Regions from separate parts of the Mus musculus genome. Here all the other regions are linked to region 2. A link is a loop called in an ENCODE intact Hi-C map of the cell type or tissue named here. Cell type or tissue: left cerebral cortex. All regions are shown on one strand.

Evidence for each region. Peaks named below come from ENCODE experiments on the same cell type or tissue, not always from the same donor. Only the 100,000 strongest peaks of a DNase experiment are listed, where the experiment ranks them.
Region 1: a loop joins it to region 2, with 4 times the contacts of the local background. A loop is called at or near these places in 6 of 42 quality-filtered maps.
Region 3: it touches region 2 in a loop (13-fold over the local background); 4 of 42 quality-filtered maps call a loop at or near these places.

What each region holds. Positions count from the first base shown.
Region 1 is chr5:32,056,488-32,061,487 of GRCm38, forward strand. Babam2 (BRISC and BRCA1 A complex member 2) reads left to right here. Exons shown (of 12, transcript NM_144541.1): 11 at 1,024-1,177. Among named protein-coding and RNA genes, the nearest start is that of Gm40277, 31 kb to the right of the region's middle. In left cerebral cortex, no CTCF peak of the experiment used is centred here; a DNase peak (open chromatin) is centred at 2,606; H3K27ac peaks cover 211 bases.
Region 2 is chr5:32,132,363-32,137,362 of GRCm38, forward strand. Fosl2 (fos-like antigen 2) reads left to right here and starts at 4,110. Exons shown (of 4, transcript NM_008037.4): 1 at 4,110-4,443. The coding sequence starts at 4,342. In left cerebral cortex, CTCF peaks have their summits at 2,728 and 2,937; DNase peaks (open chromatin) are centred at 288, 777, 1,010, 1,389 and 5 more places; H3K4me3 peaks cover 4,707 bases; H3K27ac peaks cover 4,700 bases.
Region 3 is chr5:31,981,788-31,986,787 of GRCm38, forward strand. All of the region lies in intron 7 of Babam2 (BRISC and BRCA1 A complex member 2), which reads left to right. Gm52770 (a long non-coding RNA gene) reads right to left here. Exons shown (of 3, transcript XR_003955739.1): 2 at 1,069-1,220; 3 at 63-126. Among named protein-coding and RNA genes, the nearest start is that of Gm52770, 15 kb to the right of the region's middle. In left cerebral cortex, no CTCF peak of the experiment used is centred here; DNase peaks (open chromatin) are centred at 2,806 and 3,015; H3K27ac peaks cover 1,075 bases.

The DNA of each region.
Region 1 (5,000 bases), 76 kb before region 2:
AACAAAGCATCTAAAATGAACTCTGCAAAGCTAGAAAATCTATACACATCATTACTGCATTTGTTAATGTGCCTATTCTCTGTCCTGGAAATGGGTAACATTTACACAAACTTTGTCTACCTCAGAGAATGTTGAAACAGTTTCTGGGGATGCTTTGCCTCCACTAAAACTAACAAGAGATTTTATTTTAAAAACTTGACTTAACCCCCAAATGAAATGCTAAAGCAACACTACATATTAGCAGGGGGCTTGGGCTCAGCTCTGATGGGCAGCAGCAGAGTCTCTGTTCAGATTTGCCCCTGTTGCGGCCCACTAAGGAGCTCCCTCTGATTTACAAGATATAAATATATGTGGTAACATATGTGGGAAAAAAAGGAAAGTGCTGAGTATGGAGATTTCACGACTTGATTGGAAGCAGAATGATAATTTTATTTTTCTGGAAGTCTAGTTGGTGCATCCTATCAAAGCCCTCTTTGTCCCTTTTCCAAGTTTGTTCTTGAAAACCATCTTTCATCCTGCTCCCCCATCAGATTGTAGGTGAGGAAGACACAGTCCCGCCCTTGAAAAGCGTATGGCATAATGGAAACTTAACACAGTTACATGGCTAGCTCTGCAATGGCAATGGGCAAGGCCAGGGCCCAGGAGGTCGGACAGTGTGGGACGCCATTCTGGTTATGCCTAAGATTCTGCATGTGTCACGGCTTCTGTGGTCCCTCATGCCATTGCTTTGATCCAAACCTCAATCGGTGCTTGTGGCTCCAATTGTCATGTACCCAGCATTCTGAGTTAGCCAAAAACATGTCTTAAGATGTGTTTATTGCTGAGCAGTGGTGTCAAATGTCTCTAATCCCTGCACTTGGGAATGAAGCAGAGTCAGGTGGATCTCTGTGAGTTTGAGGCCAGCTTGGTCTACAGAATGAGTTTCAGGACATCCAGGACTATACAGAGAAGCCCTGCCTTGGGAGAAACAAAAAGGATGTATTTATGAACTCTAACCATCTTTTCCCCTTTTTTGCCTTGCAGTTGACCTGCCCCTGTTTTTCCCTCGAGATCAGCCTACGCTCACATTTCAGTCAGTCTATCACTTTACCAACAGTGGACAGCTTTACTCCCAAGCACAAAAAAACTACCCATACAGCCCCAGATGGGATGGAAATGAAATGGCCAAGAGAGCAAAGTAAGTGGTACATTGTTAGTTGACTGGCCGTGAGTGGCCTCTTTGGGTTGTTTGTTTGTTTGGTTGGTTGGTTGGTTTTTGTTTTGGTAAATGGATTGTAGGAGATATGAGATAGCAAGTTAAGTTGTAGATAAATAATGTCAATAATAAAAATGATGGCAACCACTTATGTATTTTAAATGATAAATTTCAAATGTTGGTAAACAGATTTTCTAGTGAATAGTCAGTATATGAGTTCAGTGTCTATTATTCCATGGGAAGCTGCATCTCATGAATTATGTTTCTCCTGTGTGTTGCATGGATTTGTATACTCAAGTACACAGACTCCTTAGATCTGCAAACACTGCTGTGGAACTTGTGTCTCAATGGAGATTAAAGTTACTAGCCTTAATAGTTGAGTATAGAAAGGCTGTCACTATAGTCATAAGGACCAGGTTGATCCAGAAACATGGTGAGTGCTATGGTAAAGACTTCAGGGTCTGGGCCAGCAGTGTATGGACCATTGCCTCCTAGCCTGAAGCAGCAGTAGATTGAAGTGGGATTTTCCAAACATAAACCATAGTGTGGTGTGTGGCAAATACTTTATCACTCTGCACAGCCATGTGCTCTTACCTGTGATCTCAGCTGAAGGGTGGGCAGAGCCAAAGAATCATAGAAAGAGAAGTGGCTCATAAGCATCCTCCACTGCTCATCCAATAGTTACTACCCTCTACAGTGTTCCAGGCACTGTGTGCCATGCTGAGGATGTCATGATAAAGAAACTAGAAACTATCCATGGCTTCACTGAGCCTGTAGCCTAGCAAGGAGATAAATCATACCAAATTCCTGACAGCTTTAAAGTACCCATAACAAAAGATGACCTTCCAGGCTTAGAAACTTCTTGATTATTAAGACTTCCTGTTCTTACCAACCATTTCCTGGTTGAGTTTTCTTCCCAGAGAAAACCCTCCTGGCCTCTCCCATCATCTCTCTACTACTAAACCCTCACATGTGGTAGGCTCAAGGCTCTACAAGAGTGCCCCTTCTCCAGTACTCCAGCCACCCAGAATCCCGGTGTGCCACTCAGAGCTATTATCTGAAACTCGTGTGCCTTTCTCCCTATATTTTCCCTTTATATCCAAGCTACTGAAGTCTGAAATTCTATTTAAGGAATAAACAAACAAATGCAAATGTAACTAGTAACAACTATTAAGACCTATGTTGACATGCAGTGGAACAAAGGAAATCTAAAGCAAGGTTTCCGTTTGAAGTCTTGCTGTTGTTTAATTTTCTGGGCGTTCCCTATGTATACATAGGATCTACCCTTAGAAGATGGGCCATTATTTGTGGTATGTGCTCCAGAGTCTGAAGCAGACATATCTTTGTGGTTTCCATGGCAAAGCAATCTTGGTGTGCGTGTGCGTACTTCTGAAGCAGGCATTTTAGCATGTATGAATTGAATCTTTAAGGAGCTGTAGACCACAAGCCTGTGATTTCAGTATAGGAGTTATCGTAAGTGAAGCCTGTTTATCTTAACAGATTGGTTCAGACTTTCAAGAGACATTTGCTTTATGTTAACACCAGTCTAAAGAAAACATCTGAAGTCGTGTTAAAAAAAAAAATCTGCTTGCTAGTTTAGTGAGGATAAATCCATTTTAGATGTAATAAAAGAGACAGCCAGCAGCTCGTGCCGGCTAGAAATAGTAGCTTTAGCCCCTATTCTTTAATTGAACTGAGTAATTACATGAGGCTGTGTCAAAGGCCAGGTAATGGGCAAACGTAAGCAAGAATTGTCCTATGGTTAAGTCTGAAAACTAGCAGAAAGGCATGGAGGAAAATGTTGAACAAAACGAAAGGTCAGTGAAGCATTCCTCGCATGCCCCGTGTCTGTATCCTATGAAAATACTGTACACAGTGCGTAAAAGGCTATAATTCACTGGGGGAGCTCTGCCCACCACATAAACACTCTCATGGTTTAGAACAGCCCTAGAGCCCTTTGAGTGAAATCAGCTGTTTATCCTGCCTGCCTAAGAGCACAGTTCTAAACGTGTGCATTAAAAAAGGACACTTTCTGGGACTGAAAAGCCAGGGCTTTTCCTACCACAGTGCTTCTTGCTGATATCAATCCAGCCAGTCCTACCCTTAACAGATACAATACCCTAAAGTGTGTAGGTACAGGCTTTGGGGTCATACATGCTCCAGTTCCAACCAGAGTTTAATCCTATAAGCGCCATAGCCTTGGGCAGAGTGCATAATCTCTCTGAACTTCATCTTTTAAGACAGGGTTGTACTCCCTCTGTTGAATGGACTTGCTAGGAAGGTGTACTCAGTGAGGCAGCATATTGAACAACAGTAGTTTTCCTTTAAACTCCCAGGCAACCCTTCACCGCCCTCTTTCCAATTTGACTCTGGTCACATGTTCCTTTAGAATCTCTTATGTTATTTTTCCTTTTTCTTTAGCATCTTTATCTTCATCTATTTTCTTAACTAAATGGTGAGCTCTTTAAGGCAAACACTTGCTATAATTATCTTTTTAATGTAGTATAATTTGTGTCTAATTTACAGTGCTGTGGACAAATTTTTATATAAAGACTGTCTCTGTCTTACAATGGCTCAGCTTAAGATTTTTGAGCCATATAATGGTCTGAAAGCAACGTACATTTGGTAGAATCTATACTTTGATCTTGAATTGTGATATTGTTATGAGATAGTGTTATTAATACACTGCTCTATGCAGTTCCAGAAAACAGTAGAAAACCACAGCTCCCAAGGAAGAAAAGCAGTAGTCTAAGATATTCCATTTCCCAAAACTCTGCTGCCCTACAGCTAGATACATAAGTGGAGTTTTTACTAAGGATAGTTAATTCTTTTTACATTGATTGGTTGATTGATTGATTGATTGATTGACTGGGGAAACTGGTTCTCTCCTTCTACCATGTCATTTCTAGGGACTAAACTCAGGTTGTCAGGTTTGGCAGCAAGTAGCTATACCTGCTAAGCCACTCACTGGCCTACAGGATACTTTCAACCTCTTGTGAGTTTACCGGACTATAACCGCTTCAAAATTTGAAGAGCATCTGTTGCTTAAGTTGATAAAGTACATACATACTTAGAATTCTTTTGTCCTCTTAATATATTGGTCCTTCTGCCATTATGGAATGTCTATATCTGGTAAGACTTCTTGACTTGAAGTCTTCTTTAATATAAAAATAGCTGTTCCAGCTTTCTCTCCACATAGTTTTGTATGCTGTCTTTCTTCATCTCTTTTTGTTTTACTTAGTCTCTGTCTGTATGTGTGTCTAGAAATCTTTTGTAGGTTTTGATTATTTTAATCTAGTCTGATGGTCTGTGTCCCTTAATATTTAGTTTGTTTATACTTAACATAACAAATGAGTTTATTACGTTTAAGTCTTACATCTTTCTTTTTTCAAATTTTTTAATTTCCTTTGTTTTTAATTCCTTTATTTTCTCTTCCAATGTTCTTTTGGTTTGTTGAAGTGTTTTGGCATATATCTTGATGTCCCTTTTACCTCTTATTGGCTTATTAACTCTATTGCTTCATATATTTTGGTAATATGTGCAGTAAATATGATCTTTACTTGACACATAAATTTATATATATAATACCTATCATAATTAATATTACAATGTTTCATACATAATCTAAATGTCTAAATCTATAAAAGGTGAGTCTCTTTATGCCCCTAGTTAGCCTTTGTGCTATGATATCCATATGTTTTGATTTTTCATGTGACTTTTAACAGTCAAACAGCTTTAAAAAATTTTTTTTCTAATCAAAGGAAAACTATAATCTACTTCATTCTGGTTCTAGATAAAGGTAGCA
Region 2 (5,000 bases):
ATAACAAGGAAACTGGAATGAGTGAAACGGGAGGGTCCAGACACTCAGAGAGGCGATGAAGAGTCAGCCCAGACTACCTTTTTATTTCCCCACAGCGGCATCTCTCTTCCTTTCCCTCACTCAGAAGAGAAAAAAGGGGCACTTTTAAATGTCAGTTAAAGCCACGAACAAATGAAGTCTGTGCTTAGAAAGCCAGAGAGACATTCCGGTAGGAGGCAGGTAATGCGGTGGAGGCGGGTAGGCAGACTCAGTCAGAGGCGGTTTTACTTTCAACTCGTTATTAAACACTGACCAGTTCCCCAGGACAAGTTACTTGGTCTTGCTTTCTTGAACTGACACCTGGAAATGAGAGACACCTCAAATGTTTGTTGTGTGGATTACAAGGGACAGTATGTTTTCGTTTTGATTTGAGACATTGGGGCTTAATCCCTGTTCTGAGCATCTTACTCCAGCCCCTTCTTAACCGCGTGCCCCCAGGTATGTCTTCCCACGTAGGCGCCGCTGAACTGGGTTTAGATAGGTCAAACTTCAAGCATCCACTGAATCAAGGGAGACCAGTGTCCCGGCAGCTCTGCCTCTGGTGCCACGGGACTGAAAGGTGGCCTAGGCTGTGGAACCTAGGTCTCCTCTCCAGGCAGGCACGGGAAGCCAGCTCACGTTCCGGAGCAGGGCCAGGCAGGGATCAAAGCGCTCTCAGGCGGGCCGGGGCGCACCAAAGGGAGGCCGGCGACTTGCATCAGCACAGATTCCGTGATGCTCTGCAGACGTCTGGGGGCTGCTGGCTTTACGGGAAGCCACAAGAAAGGAAAGGACGGGGGAAGCGGGTCCGGGCGGGGGCGGGCGAGGGCGCGAGGTTGCGCTGGCCCGAAGGCGCGCTCCCGGCGGCGCCTGCTAGTTGCTGGGCGCGCCCGGGATGGCGGAGGCCTTGGAGGAAGCTCCTGCTCCCCTTCTCCCCCGCCCCCGCCCCGCGTTACTGGAAGGACTGTGTGGGAGAGACCCAGAAGCTCACGATTATTGAATGCGGGCTGGGGGAGGGCCGGACAGCCCGTGCGGCTCGAAGGAAAACCAAAAGTGCGTCTGTTCGTGCTGCTGTGACACGGGGTTCCTCGGGGAGGTCCCTGCGTACCCCGGCCGCCCCCCCCCCAGTTGCTCACCCCCAACCCTCCAAGATTTATTTCACTAGGGCGGCCGAGGACCCGCAGAACACAGGGCGAGGCGAGTGGGAAAGTGTCACGATTTTTTTTTTTCTATGCCCTGCCCCCGTCCCCACCTCTAGTTTTCTGGGTTTTGCTGCTGCTGGGGAAGGGTTGATCCGTTTTGCGTCAAAGGGCTGCATTTACTCAGTCCTGCTGAGAGAGGCGCGTAAACACCCAAGCAGGCCAGGACGCAGGGATGGGAAGGGGGGAGGGCCAGGCACCCAAGGCTGGTGCGTGCGTGTACGCCTGCACCACACCCCGTTCTCGAGCCTGCAGAGCTGCACATTCTGCTGGGAGGGCAGCTGCAAAAATGCGAGGAGTCTGGCCACTCAGCTTACCACGCGCACAAGTCCTTGGGGATGGAGCTCAGGACAGAATGTGTTTTATAATTGTAAACAATGACCCCTAGTACTGTTTGGGATTACCGTATCTTGAGGCCCTTGGGGCAGCCAGATGCCGCCAGTCGTCCCGGAAACGCAGGCGCTTTATATGGAGCCCCGGGAAAGCTTCGAGTTCCCGGCTCTTATTTTTCTTTCCTAGTAACGCCCCCACTTCACAGATAAGGAAACTGAGGACCTGAGATGTGATATGGGAGATGCATAGCACTTCAACGTCCTCAGTGGAATCCCAACAACCTTACTTCCCATTCACTCCTCAAAAGCTTAAGGATACAGATGCACTGCATAAGGATGGCTAAAAAAGGCGTTTTTTCACCCTTGTAATCCCGGCACTCGGGAGGTGGAGGCTTATCTTTGACATATAGAGAGTTTTAAGACAGCCTGTGCTGAGACCCTGCCTCAAAAGAAAGAGAGTTCTTCAACTCCTGGTACAGCGCTTATCTGTACTCATTGTACCTTCTCTGGGGATGATAGGCTATCCGAAGCAGAAGAAAGCTTTAGGTCGTCCTGCTCCAAACCTTTCATTAGATAGAGGAGGAAACTGAGACTCTAGACTCGCCCAAGATCTCACAGCTCGTAAATAGCAGAGCCAGGCGTTCATACTCCAAGGCCTGCGCTCTTTACCCTGAGTGCCACCCCACCCATCAAGGCGGGAAGAGCCAGGAGTCCGGCCACGCGCGCCCTGAACTTTGCTCCAAAACAGTTCAAGGCAACTTGGGGCACACCTCTCGGGCCCCAGTTATTTATTTATTTATTTATTTATTTATGTATTTTAAAAAACAACCCGATTTGCTTTTAAGACCTGGTTACTACTATTACATGCGTCATAACTGTGTAGCACAGAGGACTCCCGAATGTCTCACTGGCTAATTTCATCTTCAATACTACTTCTAAGCAAGTTAATTGGAAGGCCAAAATAAAATAAATTAAAAAAAGAAAAAAGAAAAAGAAAAAAAAAAAAACAAGCGCGCGCGCGCGCACACACACACACACACACACACACACACAACACACACACACACAAAAAGGGGAAGCAGTGGGCAGCCAGGCTCCGAGTGAAAAATGGGCAGGCCAGCCCCGCCTGGCGACGCCGCGCCGCACCCCGCCAAGACCCGGCCGCAGGGTGGCGCGGGTGCCCGGTGCGCCCAGGACGCCCGCTGTACCGGGCGGCGCCGCTGAGGGTGCGGACGACTGCGCACGGCCGCGCCCTCCCCGCGAGCAGCTCTGCGCGCCGGGCTCTCTGCCTCGCGGTGGCGCCGCACTGAGCCGCCCGTCTCGTCTTCAGGGCTGCGATTTTTTTTTTTTTTTTTTTTTTTTCCTTTTCTAAAACCCGGAGCCCAGGCCGGCGCGGCCGCTTTCGGGGCCCCGCCCCGCGCCCCTTCCTTTTGGTTGGGGATGGAGGGGAGGAGGTAGGGAGGCCAGGGCGCAGGCGGGAGCAGGCGAGGGAATCCCTCTCCCTCCACGTCACCCGAAGGCGAGGAAACCCGCATTCGCGTCCTCTAACGCAAATGACCATCTTTGGCAACGTGCGCCAATGGAACAGACCAAGGGCGCTGCGCCCCAGGGGGGGTGGAGGAGTTCGGCGAGAACGCGGGCGGCCTCGGCGCCCCCGTAGTGCGAGGGCCGCGCTCTCCCACCCTCCCCGCCTCCCGCCTTCCTCGCGCGGGGTCTGTGGCTGGCGTCAGCGCGACCGCGAGCGAGGCCGGGAGGGGAGCGCCCCGCCCGCCTTCTCCCCTCCCCTCCCGCGCCTCTTCCTCCTCCTCCTTGTCCCAGGCCTCCTCCCCCGCCGCCTCGAGCGCTCCTCCCAGCAAGGTGGAGTCTAAGGTTGACGTGAGTGGATCCACATGGTGCGGGGCTGGAGAATAAAGAGTGTGGAGTTGAACTCGTGCCATTGTAGTGACTCATCTCGGGCAGAGCGCAGGGGCTCGAAGCGAGACAGTGAGCGGCGCTCGGCAGGGACAGAGAGAGAGAAAGAGAGCGAGCGCAAGAAAGAGGGGGAGAGAGGGGAGGGCGAAGCGAGGCGAGAAGCGCGAGGCTTGGCAGGTCCTGGAGCCAGCACGGGGTGCAGGTCACTGCGACGCGGAGCCACGTCCCTCTCAGCACCGCTCAGCCTAGAATCCCACGGGCGCTGTCCCACCGGCGCGATCGGGGCCGCTGGACCGGCGCTCACCGCCTTGTCCTAAGTCAAGTGTCCGAGTCGCCGGGAAACTCAGGCGGCGAGTTGGCCACAGGAAGTTTATTCTCGGGCTCCTTTTCTAAAAGGAGGAAACAGAAGTTTCTCCCAACCGGCAGCTTTTCTTTTTCGCCTTTTTGGCGCCCTGAGAGATCGGGGAGGGAGTCCCCCAGAGCTGCCAAGCGACACCCGCGGGGCTCCTAGTCTTTTTGCGTTGCCCATTTTTCTCCAGCCCGTGGGTCCCGGCAGAGCTCCGGCTGCGCGCGGGGGCGGAAGGGCGCGCGCAGGGGAGGGACCGAGGGACGCGCCGACTTTTTAGAGGGAGGGACTCGGTGGACAACCGGTTCCGCGGAGCTTGCAGAGCAGAAACGAAGTGCGGTGCGCGGCGATCGGGGGGGTCACTTCCCGAGTGTCGCTGCCTCCTGTCTGCCTTGGTTAGGGGACATCCCGGGAGCGAAAAGCCCAGCCCGTGGCCGGGCCGGTGGACCAGCGAGCGCGCAGCAGACTGTGCGCGGCCGCGGCGAGGGCGGGGAAGAAAACCACCCTGTTTCCTCTCCGGCCCCCACCGCGGATCATGTACCAGGATTATCCCGGGAACTTTGACACCTCGTCCCGGGGCAGCAGCGGCTCTCCTGCGCACGCCGAGTCCTACTCCAGCGGTGGCGGCGGCCAGCAGGTACGTGCGGGCCGGGGTGCACCTGGCGGCGCGGGCAGACTCCTACCCTCTTCTTGCTCCCACTGCCTCCACCCCCAACCTCCTTCTTTTCCCTTTCCTAGCCAGGCTAGAAAAATACTTCACCGCTGTAAGTTGTGGGTTTCTTTTCTTTTCTTTTTCTTTTTTTTTTTCCTGTTCCGCCCTACCCACTCTCCACTTTTCTTTTTCTTTTTCTTTTCTTTTCTTTTCTTTTTTTTTAAGCAAGTGGAGAGTGGGCTTGAAGAGCCAACGACACCCTCTCCCCCTTTTCGTACTTAATTTTCCAGAAAAGCTCTTGAAATTACAGGTCCCCTCCGGGAAGCCTGTTGCCTCCTTCCGAGCCGCTCTCCCTCCCTTTTCACGTTCCTCTTTCTAGGTAGTGGATAGGCAAGAAAATTTTTGCGCCCCCTAAGCCCCTCCCAGCCGTCAAGGACCCTACGGGGGGGGGCGGGGGGGAAGGCTTTTTAACCCTTTCTTCTTCTGTTATTCTTCGGTCTTAGCTGTTTTCTGAAAGGGATTGGGGACTCAAAAACAAAGCT
Region 3 (5,000 bases), 150 kb before region 2:
AACCATTTTGAAAAAAGTCACTATACCAACCTCAATAATATTTGGCCAGTGAAGCTGGCCTTGGCCTTCATTACCAGAATCCATTCTTTTCCTGACTAAGCTTTTCTTCCTCTGTTTTGTCCAAAGCTGTTGACAAGAAAGAAAAAAAGGAAGGAAAGAAGGGAGGGAGGGAGGGAGGGAGGGAGGGAGGGAGGGAGGGAGGGAGGGAGGGAGGGAAGGAGGAAATAAGCGCTTTCTTCTGAATTTCAGGTCTACAAGCCCAGTTCGCCCAGACACTAGGTCCCTGTGCTCTGCCTCACACATGCCCAGTAGCCTTGCCTGGGAACGGTGAGGCCATCATTATTGTCACGGCTGGTGTTAGTTACCTATTTCAGAGACCTGAATAAGAAGTGTTTAAAATGATAGGGTTTTTTAATTAAAGATAATAAATAAGTTCTGCTTTTCCAAAGCAACTCCTCAGTTTTGTGTAGACGGCTGCTAATGGAACTGAGCCTCACTATCTGCTAGGAAGTGAGCTATCTTCTGAGATTAAAGCGGCAGTGACAGGAACCCATACATCTTCTAAGGCTAAGTGCTGACTACAGTTAGCATCCTCAGTGCGTCATCACTCCAGATCCCACCTGTTCCCTTTCATCATGTTTTGTCCTCAACTTTCTCTCTGCAACCTGCTACCAAATATAAGCGCCTCCTTCTGCTTGCCACCGGGCCTCAGGAGGAGGATGGTTGTCAATGGAGAGGTGGAGAAGTGGGTCTGCTGCCATCCTGTCTGGACAGTGGCAGAATGTAGAGAGGGCTTCTGAGAAAACACTACCTGCAGCCCTGGCACTCTGGCTCCGTCCTCCTTCCCTTCAGCATTGTTCAGCTCCTTGACATGAGCGTGGTCTGACCCACTGGGCAGCTGCCAGGAGTTGTGGAGAGGGATCATAAGGGGCTTGAAATGGGAGCAGGGAGGTCAATAGGCAAATAAAATTATATGGATAATTTGGCTCATAAAGGTGGATCAGGACTGCTGAACATCCGCGCTGGAGAACACCAATTGCTTGTTAACTGAGAAGACTAGATGGGTACCTTCTCCTTCTGTGTGCTTGACAGTGTTTCTCATGCTGGGCACCCGTTGGATAGTTGGTCCTCTGGATCTGCAGCAGAACTAGCTACAGATTTGTCTCCTTCGGCTCCAAGAGAATCTCTGGAAGGCGTTTGTATTACCTGGGTGTGCTAATCTGGGACAGAAGGAAGTAGAGGCTCACTGCCTGGTACTACAGACAGCTTATACACATTCTACAGATGATGTTCAAGAAAGGCTAATTCCAACATTAGCCAAAACTGCATGCACGCCAAACCAAAACAACAGCAAAAATACCGACATTCATTTTATGAACTGCTTAATTGCCCATGTTAGTCACAAAGATCAAATCACTGCACGTGCTCCGCCTCTAAGTGCTGTTTTCCATGCTGATGAGCACGAGCCAGCTGTCATTAAACATCAGCCCTAGCACAGTATCCTAAAGATATCAAATGTGACTTCTCAACGTCCCAGTTGGGATTGTGGCATCTTACGTTAGTGCCCGGATGCTTTACTTGTTGGGCACATGTTTTTAGTTAGCTGGCAAAACGTCAGTTGATACAGGCCCATCTGTGTTAACTACAGATTCTCACATGTTGTAAGGGTCCCAGAGCCAGACCTGCACTGCTGCTAGCAACATAGATGGAGCCATTTTGGGTTAGCTTGGTTTCCTAACAGAGCCTAAAGAACCCAGAAACTTGTTCATACTCGCTAGGTAAGTATCTTCCCACTGATCTGGGTCCCCAGCAGTGTCTAAAATGTTTGCAAGCAAATTGCTTCTTTGGTTTATTGGATTTAAGACTTTCACTTCTAATGCATGATGTTTCTCTCGGGACAGGTTAGAAGAAAGTGGGAATCTAGCTTAGTGGTAGACTGTCTACTTAGTACAAGTGATAGTTTGTTAAATAAAAACATGAACCAATGAGTTTAGGCACTGGCATCAATAAGTAAGTAAAAAAAGAACCATGCCTAAGGATGTCAGGACACTGCATGGGCCTCTGTGGATAGCCCAGAGCTCCAGAAACTTAGGAGATTTGACTGGAATGTCATAGGGAAACAAACAGTCCCATGCTAAGTACAAGTTAACAGGAAGACCAACATTTTGTTGCTTCATTTTCCTATAAAGTTCTGGGTTGCTGAGTAAAGCAGAATTCCAATGCTTTGACACACCACCACATTGTTAAGATAGGCAGGATTTGATTATGGGAGAACAAGCCCCCAAAATGGTCATTACACACACACACACACACACACCCTAAGGTCTCCCTTGCTTCCTTCTCAAGGCAATGTGTGGTTGCAATTCCTCCATTTGATGTGGTTCATCCCTCGGTGCCAAACAGGGTAATGTGGGAAAATGATGACACAGCAAAAAATGAGGGTGGCAGTGACCTGCTTAGTAACAAGAGAAATAAAACAGATCTTAGAAATTGAGGCCAAAAATACCTGCTTCTCCACACAATAAGGAGAAAGAAACACAGAGTTTTTCTGTCATAGGAAACGACTAGGCTCTGCCAGCAGCTGGCACCTTATAGACCAAGCAAGGGCAAGCCAGGAAAGCCACAGGCTGGTTGGGGTAGGTGAAAAGGCAGCTGCCTGAGAAAGGGTGTGGGTTCTGTAGATCAAGGGTGTGGAGCGCCAGGGAAGAGAGAAGGGAAGCCAAGGCTGCCTTCCGGCCTAGGCACGGAACATGCTTGCAACATTTTATCATTTCAACACCATGCAGGAGGTGAGGCCTAAAAAAGCGTCACAGTTTAAAAGAAGCAAAAGATGTCCACGCAGGAGTGGGTTCTATTTATTTACAACTTTACGGCTGGACAGCTTTTCTACTGTGTGGTTTGTGACTACCCAAAGTGAAATTTTTTGAGTTTCAAAATTATCTCTTTTTGCACTGAGAAAAGAGCATATATGATTCATCTTAATATTGCCGAGGATCAGTCAGCAGCTAACAGCTAGTATTTTGGGTGGGAGGCAGGCTTCTGTAGGCAGCTTTTTCACCTAACATAGATGTAAAAAACACCAGAATATGCCTCAAGCTTCGTTCGGAATCATATAAATAGCTCGCTCTTGCACAGTTACAATCTAATGCGATCGTAAGAACTCCCACGGTTCATGAAGTGCCTGATGTGCCCCTCACCCAATGCCTAAAGAAGTCGATAGAGGAATGACACTAACTACCCCAGTGGGGTACCAAAGACACCTGACAAAGGGGCCTGCTTTTGTTTCTGCTAACATCCTCATCTTAGGCTTTTGCCTGTGTTTCCTCCTGGATGTTTCTGTTTTGGTTTTTTTTTTTTTTTTTCCAGCCTCTGTAAAACCCTCAAGTCATTCTGAGTCAAGAGACAAGCTATAGGCACTGGGCAGATCCAGCCAGTGGCTGGTAACGTGTGGCCCACCAGCTCTGAATAATCTTTGCATTTTTCTGGTTAGAAAAGCATTTAAAGAATGATGTTTCATAACTTGTAAAAACTGTATGGAATTCAATTTTCTGTAGTCATAAAGTTGCGTTGGTGCATGGCCATGCACATTCATTTACACATCTTCTAAAGCAGCAAGAGCAATATTTATTAACTGACTGTACCAAAAATGTTTACTAACCCCAACACCCTTAAAAATCTTCCTTTCCATAGTAACTATTTGAGGAAAAGAATACAGACATTTATAGACTTTGAATGTTTATTTGGGAAGTTCAACATTGTCATTTGACACAGGTAGAGTGTCCTCTATCTGAAATGTTTGGGACTAGAGTGTTTCAGGTTTGTTTTTCAAATTTTAGAATATTTCCATATGCATAAAGGTCTATATTTGAGATAGGATGCAAGTCTAACAGGAAATTTATTTATATTTCATATGTACCATATACACAGAGCCTGAAATTAATCTCATATAATAGTTTTAATGTACCTATGGGTTTGTGTCTGTGTGATGTGTTTGTGTGTGTATGTGCGTGTGTGCTTACATATACACTTATGTGTATGTATGATTTATGCATGATAAGAGACCAGGAGAGAAAGTCTGCCTTAATCTCTTGAAACAGGGTCTCTGACTCTACCTGGATCTAGACTGGTGGCCAGCAAGCTTCCATGGTTCTCCTGTCTCTTTCCCCTGCAGCACTTGGGCCACAGGCATGTATGGCCATACCTAGTCTTTATACGAGAGCTGGAGATTTGAACTAGGGTTTTCATACTTGCCCAGCAAGCTCTTGTAACCCCTGACCTATCTCCCCAGTCCTATGCCTGTGTTTTAACTGTAACCCATTCTGTAAGATTGGGCATGGAATTTTCCACTGGGAAATCAATTGGCACTTATAAAGCTTCCAGTTTTGCAGCATTTTGGATTTCAGTTTTTCAGATTAAGGATATTCCATTTGTACTACAGATATTTATTGGAAACCGAATGCAGCTTGCCATTATTGTTTTGGGTGTTACACACCTAAACAAACTCAGCAAAGTTCCCCATTCTGAAAGAGTTTGCCTTCTAATAAATGACAGTCAGGAAAGTCAGTGACAAATTAGCATAGCAAACAGAGTATCTGTCAGAGGTACAGGCCTTAGGAAGAAGCAGGACAGAACAGAGAACAAGCAGAGGTAAAGAGCCTCTGTCAGAGACCTCAGTGAGTGCCTGGGAAGCAAACAGTGAGGCAGTTCCAGACTAGCAGTGAGCCAGGTGGGCGATGCTGGAAAGTTGGGAATGGCTCCTTGGGCTGTAAGAGGAGAGACAAGGATGGGTAGCTGAGGCTTTTCATTCAGGAACTAAAAGGCAAGAGTTGCTATTACTAAATTAGGCTTTGCTGAGAACAGTTTGCTCGAAGTATATTATCTATATCAGACTATAGTATAACTCTGATCTAGAGTTATAAATTTGGAAATTGTCAGTATAAAGGGAAAAGTACTTAAGTATTAAGGTTGCTTGGTATTCATTCTAAAAGCCTGAGTTCTTT